Linked DNA regions of Homo sapiens: region 1 is linked to region 2. The links are chromatin contacts, found by Hi-C or POLR2A ChIA-PET in ENCODE. All regions are on one chromosome and are shown on one strand. Each heading gives the region's core, a stretch centred on a gene start or an enhancer-like site at or near the end of the contact. The rest is flanking DNA. Distances are from core to core; before and after follow the strand shown.

Region 1 (3,738 bases), core at 96-2,595, 360 kb before region 2:
GACTGTAAAGCGTTGCAGCAGAGTGAGGGCTTATTCACATTATGCAGGAAGAATATTTTTCATTGCTTTCCTGACATTGAACTAATACATACACACTGACTAATACATACACACTGAACTAATACATACACCATGTCATACACACTGACATTGAACTAAGGTATTCTCCCATTGCTCTCCAAAGACGCTGAAGTGCAGGCTTTTCCATGAATCTCTTTTGCATGTTCTGGTGATTCTACGCAGCAGAAGTATCTCAAATGGTCCACAAACGCCTCCTGGACTTCATCTTTATTCAAAGTCAAATTAATTCAGACCACTAAGGGTTCTGCAGCATTTTCCTCATGGAAGCCCTTTAATGTAGCTGAACGTTGCATTACAACCTCTGCTTGACATAGGTGTGTTAAGAAATAGGCTTATCTTGTAGAATTGACAGTTGGGGATATCATTGATTCTACTCACAACTCACACCTTTTTATGAGGACATCTTTAATAAATTTATTTTAGACTTGAATTCTTCTGGGTGACTTCTGTTATATATTTCCTATCTGGTTCTCACAACTGATTGTTTTCTTCTTTACTTTAGCTACTAGAGAGCTCAGAGTTAATTTTTTAACTCAACTTTAACAATTATGAAGTACTATCATATGTTTCTGTGAACTAATTTTTCTCTCTGTTTATTTCACTAATCTCCTGTCTGTCTTCCTTCACTTTGCCTTCTTTATCTATTCTTCATCCCATTGTATTATAGGATTTCTTCTTCTCTCCCCTCCCTTCGCCTGCCCGCCCTCCCTCCCTTCTTTCCTTCCTTCCTTCCTTCCTTCCTTCCTTCCTTCCTTCCTTCCTTCCTTCCTCCTTTCATCTTTCTATTTTTTCTACATCTTTCTGTGTCTGTCCTTTTTCTTTTCTTCCTCTCTCCTACCTTTCTGGTATCTGGTTTCAACACCTTGAGATGGAGTACACATAAATAAGTCAGAGGTGGAAGTGCAGGGCGAACAATGGCCCGGCTCACTCCACATCAAATAAAGGCCACTACTTCAGAAGCATGTTGCGTTTGCCCCTGAGGCTGGCCTTGACACGTGACCAGTCCTCACCAGGAAGGGGAAGGCTGGAGACGTGTCTGGGCAATTCAAGCTTCTGGGATCTGAATTGGGATGGCCCCACCTGTCCCCACTTCTGATCATAATCAGGAACATCTAAGCTGAGTCACTTGAGCCTTTGGCCTCTCTCCTTGCAGGGAGTGGCTTTCCCAGAACACCGATGTCCCACCACCCTGCCCTCTCCTTCCAGTGAGTGACAGCCCCAATTATGGGTCAAAACAGGGAGTCATTTGTCTCTCTGGCCTTCCCCATTTCAGGAGGTGATTTACTCCTTGTATCAATTATTCATTTTCCTTGGGGAGGAGGCTTTTATGAGATCTTGGTCAGCAGCACCAAGCTAGCTGGAGGGTGTGTCCTGCCTGAGGGCTGAGCCAGGCAGCTCTGTGCCTCTGGAAAACAGCAAGTCCCAGCCAAATGGAGGCAATGGATTGCAACCCAAATGTGCTTTCAGCATGTCTTGCATTAGGATTTGATTTAATTTTTACCTGATGCTTCACCTATTACAATGAGACATAAAAAGGGAATTTGCAGCTGCCTGCTTATCAGAAAAGATCAACTGTTTCTGTAATTAATATGGAAGATAACAATTTAAAATAATGAAACACCCATAATATGCTTAGGGGAAGCAGCTTGTTGCTATAATTAGAACGAGAATCAAATTGTTCTGATGGCAAACACATCATTTATTGAACTGAAGCTACTCTATGAATGAAAGTAAATAGCACAGCAGGAAAAAAAAGACGAGTAAGAGACATTTCATAAAACTCTGGGTCTGAGAAAGCTATTACAAGCACCAAGGACAGGGCTTAACAGAACCAGACATTCCTGCAGTGCCCCGCGAGTCTCCACCCAAGCTCCTGTGTGTTGTTTGTTCAGTGGCTTTTGAGACCCTTGAGAATTTTCTACAGTACATCTCTGATTATGTCACACCTGTGCTTAAACATCCCCTCACAACATTAAATATAATAAGGTTTATATCTGTAAGCGTGCATGCACACACACACACACACACACACACACACACACACACATCTTCTATGACACCTGTGTAGAACTTTTTACCCAGGGAACTGTTGTTTCCTCCTCAACAAAATTTTGGCTGGGAAGGGAGGATTGAGGAGGTACTTTCAACTTAACACATCATTTTTCACTCTTCTATCTTAAAAAAATCCATCAGTATATATTATTTCATGATTAATAAAGAAGTTGTTATTTCCCACAGATAGCCAACCACGTCAGTCTCCTCTCCTGCCGATGTTCTCCTGTATCTGCTCCAGCTCGCTAGGCTGCAGCTTCCTGGAAAACTCCTTGGATTCATCACTTACCTGTATTTTTAGGACTTTTATTCCTATTCATCACTTGGCCGGCAACTTTCTCCCTCTCCTTTCTTGCCTAGAAGGCTCTGACTTTTCCAAAGAGGCCTGATGCAAATGTTACCTCTTCGCTCTGTCACCCAGGCTGGAGTTCGATGTCACAATCTCTGCTCACTGCAACCTCCACCTCATGGGTCCAAGTGATTCTCCTACCTCAGCCTCCTGAGTAGCTGGGATTATAGGCACATGCCACCATGCCCGGCTAATTTTTGTATTAACAGGGAAGGAAGGAAGGGAAGGTATTAACCATGTTGGCCAGGCTGGTCTCAAACTCCTGACCTGAGCAGATCCACCCACCTTGGCCTCCCAAAGTGCTGGGATTAGAGGCGTGAGCCACTGCGCTCAGCCGTCACCTCTTCTTAGCAGCCTTCTTAGACCAATGCTCTACTCTGGGACACAATTTATTTCTTTCTCCTCTGAGTTCTCATGGTATATCCCACAAACGTGTATCAATACATTATTTTGCACTACACGCTTGCATCCATTCACATCTCCTGCTCTCAACGTGTGTGTGTGTGTGTGTTTATGTGCCTGGCACATAGTAGGTATAAATGTTTACTAGAATGGTGTTAGATTAATTTGGGTGAACAAGGACACATTTTGGGTTCATTAGACATGTTACGATATTTTTAAAGTTTTGTGGTTTGAGTAAAATTTGAGATGCATCTTGCCAAGTATGTTTCTCCTTATTTTGTAAAGCCCATATGTCTATTAAGGGAGGAAAAGCCATATGGTTCTGATTTCTTTACTCATAGATCAGCATTTCATTTTGTAGGGTATCTGATGTTCAAGATGCCGCCTGTACTGTGTGTATTGGTCCCTCTTTTTGAATGTTTTTCTTTGAACCGAGGAGATTGACTTTCCCAAAAATAGAAACTTAACTCTCAACAGTATAGAGGATATTTTCAGTCCTGAACTTGTGAGGCTTGGGAGATGGGCTCTCAAATGAAACCACTTTGTGTCTTTTCTTGCAAAGAAAAAGGTGATGGCCCTTAAACAGGATCTTTTGGTCAAGATGAGCTGAATTAAGGTACAGTTCATGTTGGGTCATTTGGGTTTATTTTTTATGTTGCTGAAGGCGATCCATGTGCAGTAAGGATTAACCAATTGGATTAATGAATTAATAGATGAATAAATGAATGAAAGCAGTCTAGAGAAGGGTGATATCATAAACAAAATTTTAAAGTTAGAAACCCTGGATTTAATTACTGTTGCTCTTGACTTTGGGCCTTAATAACTGAGAGCCTTTTGCCATCTCCGGCTTCTCT
Region 2 (3,850 bases), core at 811-3,310:
CCTTTTTATAAGTATGTACATTTTATTTAAAATTACTGACTCAAAAGGCAAGGTAGAAAAAAAAATCACCTCCAACAACTTCCTGTAATTGCGAATTATTGTGAGGGAAACAGAAGGAAAAGATTTCGAAATTATGAGCCATTATGCTCGAGAGAGAGGAGAGAGAGAGAGAGAGAGAGAGAGGGAGAGAGAGGGAGAGAGAGAGAGGCAGTGGGGAAAAAAAAAAGACAGCCTGGCTTCATGAAACACAGCTGACAAGCTCGACTAAATTACCCCCGGACCATTACAAAAATCACTTAATTGCCAAGCATTTTGTTAGGTCAATTGACTCTAATTGAAAAAATAACAAAAAGCTTATTATGCTGCAAATGCGGCCGTGGAAAATGAGTCTTCTGTTAGAAGGAAACAATAATTCTAAATTTCAGCTGCTGCTAACACTACAAAGTTCAGTGTTTCCTTCGGATAGAATCCGCAGTGGAGGAGAAAGTGAATATGCATCAATTGATTTTTTTTCCTTTTAGCGCTTCCCCCCAACACTTCTTGCTCTTCCTGATCTTCTCCTTCCCTGCCTCATCCTACCCCCACCCTCATCCTACCCCCACCCTCATCCCCGCCTTGTCCCCACATGATTAGCAGGGGCCCCCTCCACCCCCTTCCATCAGCAAATATACACCTCACTCCCATCTCCCTCCTTATCTTCCTGCAAGAAAGGGTTGGGAGACAAAGAGGGGGCCAGCAGTGTGGGGCCCTGGGTTAGGAGAGATGTCCAGTATCTGCCCTCCCCAGCCCCAGCAGGATGCTGCAGCCTCGGTAAAATGCCTCCCCCACCATTTTCTTTCCATGAGCTGCTCTTTCTCTCTCCCCTCCTGGCTGTCGCCTTATCTCCTCCTCTCCCCTTTTAAATGCAGATAATAGAATAAGGCAAACAGCTTATGTCCGCAAAATTCCTCTGAAATTGCCCCCTAACATGCATACCCAGAGCTGGCCTTGATTGACATCAAGTGCAGTAATTAAAAACCCTGCCAGCTGACATAGGTGAAGGTTTATTTATAATTACACATTTTTAGGATGGCTCGTCCAGGGTCGGTGCATTTAAAAAGATAAGTCGGCCACAGCTCTGTTACTCCCCCAATTATAGATTTGAATGGTGGGAGTTTATAATGGGGGCGGGGAATTCTGCTTTGCAAAAAAAGGAATTATTTGTTCATAAAACCAGGAGGCCAGGGTACGAAAGTCTGATGGCAGAGCCTTTGTCTAGAAAGCTGTGGGAGAGAGAGTGTGTGTCTGTGTGTGTACCTGTGTATGCCTGTGTGTGCATGGGTGTGTGCACCTGCATGTGTACCTGGGAGTGTGTGTGTCTATCTATGGGTGTGTGTGGGCCTGTATGTGTACATGTGTGGGTCTGTGTGTATGGATGCATGCACCTGTGTGTATACATGTGTGTGCCTGCATGCACATGTGGGTGTATGGAAGGGGAGTCATGCGGTGAAGCAGAAAACACCTCCCTCTCCCTGTGCTTAAACACAGAGCTATACTCACAAATCATTTCCCTGCTTGCTTTATCTAAAATGTTAAAAATCTTGCCCAGCTTCAAATCCAAGACTATCAGATCTGACATTCCTAAGAACCCACTGTGAAAGAGGATTCCTCCGTGGGAGCCCAGGGAGCTGGGACAGGAGCTTCTGGGAGGACTGTGTGGGCATAGAGTTCCTAGGAGGCGGAAGCTGCCTGCACACAGCAGGGTGTTTGACACCCATGGGGCAGTGCCCAAAAGCAGCAGCCAGCAGGTCCCCTCTCCCCAACATCCGCTTCTCATTGTTGCCTTTTTTTAGAGCTTGGTATCACTTACCCAGAGGGGCAGAGCCGGCCATATCAGACTGTGCATCTCACGTGTGTGGTTTCTTGGGCCCCACAGCTGGAGACAATGGCAGGAGCGGCCTTGGAGAGCCCCGATTGTCACCTGGCGTCTTGGCAGGCAGCTGAACCCAGAAGTAAACTGAGCCAGGCAGGGAGCTACAGGTGTTAAAGGTACCAGAAAGCAAGGCTCGAAAATCAGATATGAGAGAAAAGGGGAGCAACAGGAAGCCTTTGTATAGGGGGTGCCACTGCATTTCAGACATGCCTGGCCAGGGGGCACAGGGCACAGGGCTTGTCCAAGAAGACAGGATGCAAAACCCACTGCTGACCAGGGAGCCAAGAGCTGTGAAAGGGTCTAGGTGGGTCACCCAGAACAGTCCCTCTGCCCCAGAACGCTGCACAGAGAGATTGCCTGGAAGGAAGCAGGTCCTTCCGATTAAGTGGCAGAACCCTACTGAGAGAAATAAAAGTGAGGAATGGTGAATTCGGCACCACTTGCCAGACCAATGGGCTTCATCAATTAATCACAGCCAAATAATCACCACCTACATTAAAGAATAATACATGAAAAGGACAGGAGCCTCACTGTAACTTATTCAGAAAGGGCTGCCTCCCTAATCCCTCTGAGTCCTGACATGTTAACAGGGTAGCGACTAATTAGATGTCAAAAATTCATAAGCGCTCTTTAATATTGCATATATCTGCAGCCGACATTTCAATATGAGAGTTGTATACACAGAAGTCACTATAGCATTAAAACACAGTGGGGTGGAAGAAATAAAAGGGAACCAATAAAAACAATGTCCCTTAAAAACCCCAGAGAGTGCCAGCTTTGGAAGTGTGTACTTTCTTATTCAGAAAAGGTATCACCTTAATAAGAATTATAGGCAAAGGGGTTTCGCTGCTCTGTGCTGCATGGACAGAAAGGGGGTGAGGAGACGAGCTTATCAAAAGCACTGCCAGGTAAATAGTAATTTATTGTGCATGCACAATGAACATTACCCAGTGTCCTGACACTGGGTGATAATGAAAGGCATGTTATTGTGGAATCCACTGAGGGAATTTCCACTCCCCCCGCTCCCTTCTCCCCTTCTCCTCTTGTCTCTCTTGAGCAAAGAAGCCGTGATGGGTCCTGGCAGCTTCTGCCTGTTTCAAGCCATTTCACATAATATAGAAAGCACCTGAAGTTTAGTGGATTAAGTAAGTGAGTTAGTTTGCCAGCTTGGTGATATATATGTTGCTTGCATGTGAACTTATATTTCAAATGCTGGGGACTATATTTTTATGAAACAAGCCTTTTCCTGTCGGAAGAATTATAGGAATGTGATATAATACAAGGCAGTGAGATTAAAAACAATGCATCATAGCAGAGAGAAAATGCACTGTTTTATGACTTGCATCCGTTAATTGAACCTCTCAGGAATCAAGAGAAGGGCTCTGCAGGAACCTGCTGGAAAATCACTCTCTTTTTTTACTTCCATGTTCTGTTTTTTTGTTGTTGTAGTTGTTATTTTTATTTTTTATCATACATATAGATACATATATACATGCATATATATATACACACACATATTTATGGACACACACAGCCATGAATGACGTATGTTGCTTTCTGTACAATACTGTACTTTTATTTTCTTTTAATGCTGCTCACATTTGACTTAGAGTGAGGAAGTTGTGTTGAAGAGCATTAAAGAAGCTATCTGAATTCAAATCATTAGGTGGACAATTGTTAGTAGCTGTGCACAAATCCCATTAGCCTTCTGGGCCTCAGTTTTCTCTTCTGCAAGACAGGTGTGGTGATGTTGTCCTTCCAGGTTGGTTAAAGCAAAGTACAGTAAAGACAACAGGAAAGCCAAGACTCCTGTGAGATTCCAAGTGCTATATAGACTTTCTGTCCTGATTATCTTGAGTTGAGACCATGGTTGGGCTGCTTTTTGCCACATATACTGTGATATTGACACAGATTTATATTTTATTGTCAGGTGAATTT

Evidence for each region. Hi-C counts contacts between places; a loop is a spot of excess contacts on that map. ChIA-PET counts read pairs that join two places held with the same protein, here RNA polymerase II (POLR2A). Pooled maps may share reads with other maps.
Region 1: a loop to region 2 is called in a map of mammary epithelial cell, with 3 times the contacts of the local background. The contact joins the enhancer-like site here to the promoter of LINC02295 in region 2. A Hi-C loop is called at or near these places in 1 of 168 maps with a recorded cell type or tissue (mammary epithelial cell) and 4 of 50 pooled maps. POLR2A ChIA-PET finds 5 or more read pairs at or near these places in 2 of 52 experiments (MCF 10A and activated CD4-positive, alpha-beta T cell).

The regions. Positions count from the first base shown.
Region 1 is chr14:98,495,923-98,499,660 of GRCh38, reverse strand. No RefSeq gene overlaps it. Among named protein-coding and RNA genes, the nearest start is that of LINC02914, 210 kb to the left of the region's middle. Within about 2 kb of position 1,345, at least 2 of the 41 ENCODE cell types and tissues checked have a DNase peak (open chromatin) inside an H3K27ac peak, as active enhancers do; they include mammary epithelial cell, where a contact is called at or near this core.
Region 2 is chr14:98,134,197-98,138,046 of GRCh38, reverse strand. It overlaps LINC02295 (long intergenic non-protein coding RNA 2295), which reads right to left and starts at 2,060. Exons shown (of 3, transcript NR_184268.1): 1 at 1,850-2,060. The region is part of intron 1 of LOC105370655 (a long non-coding RNA gene); the gene reads left to right.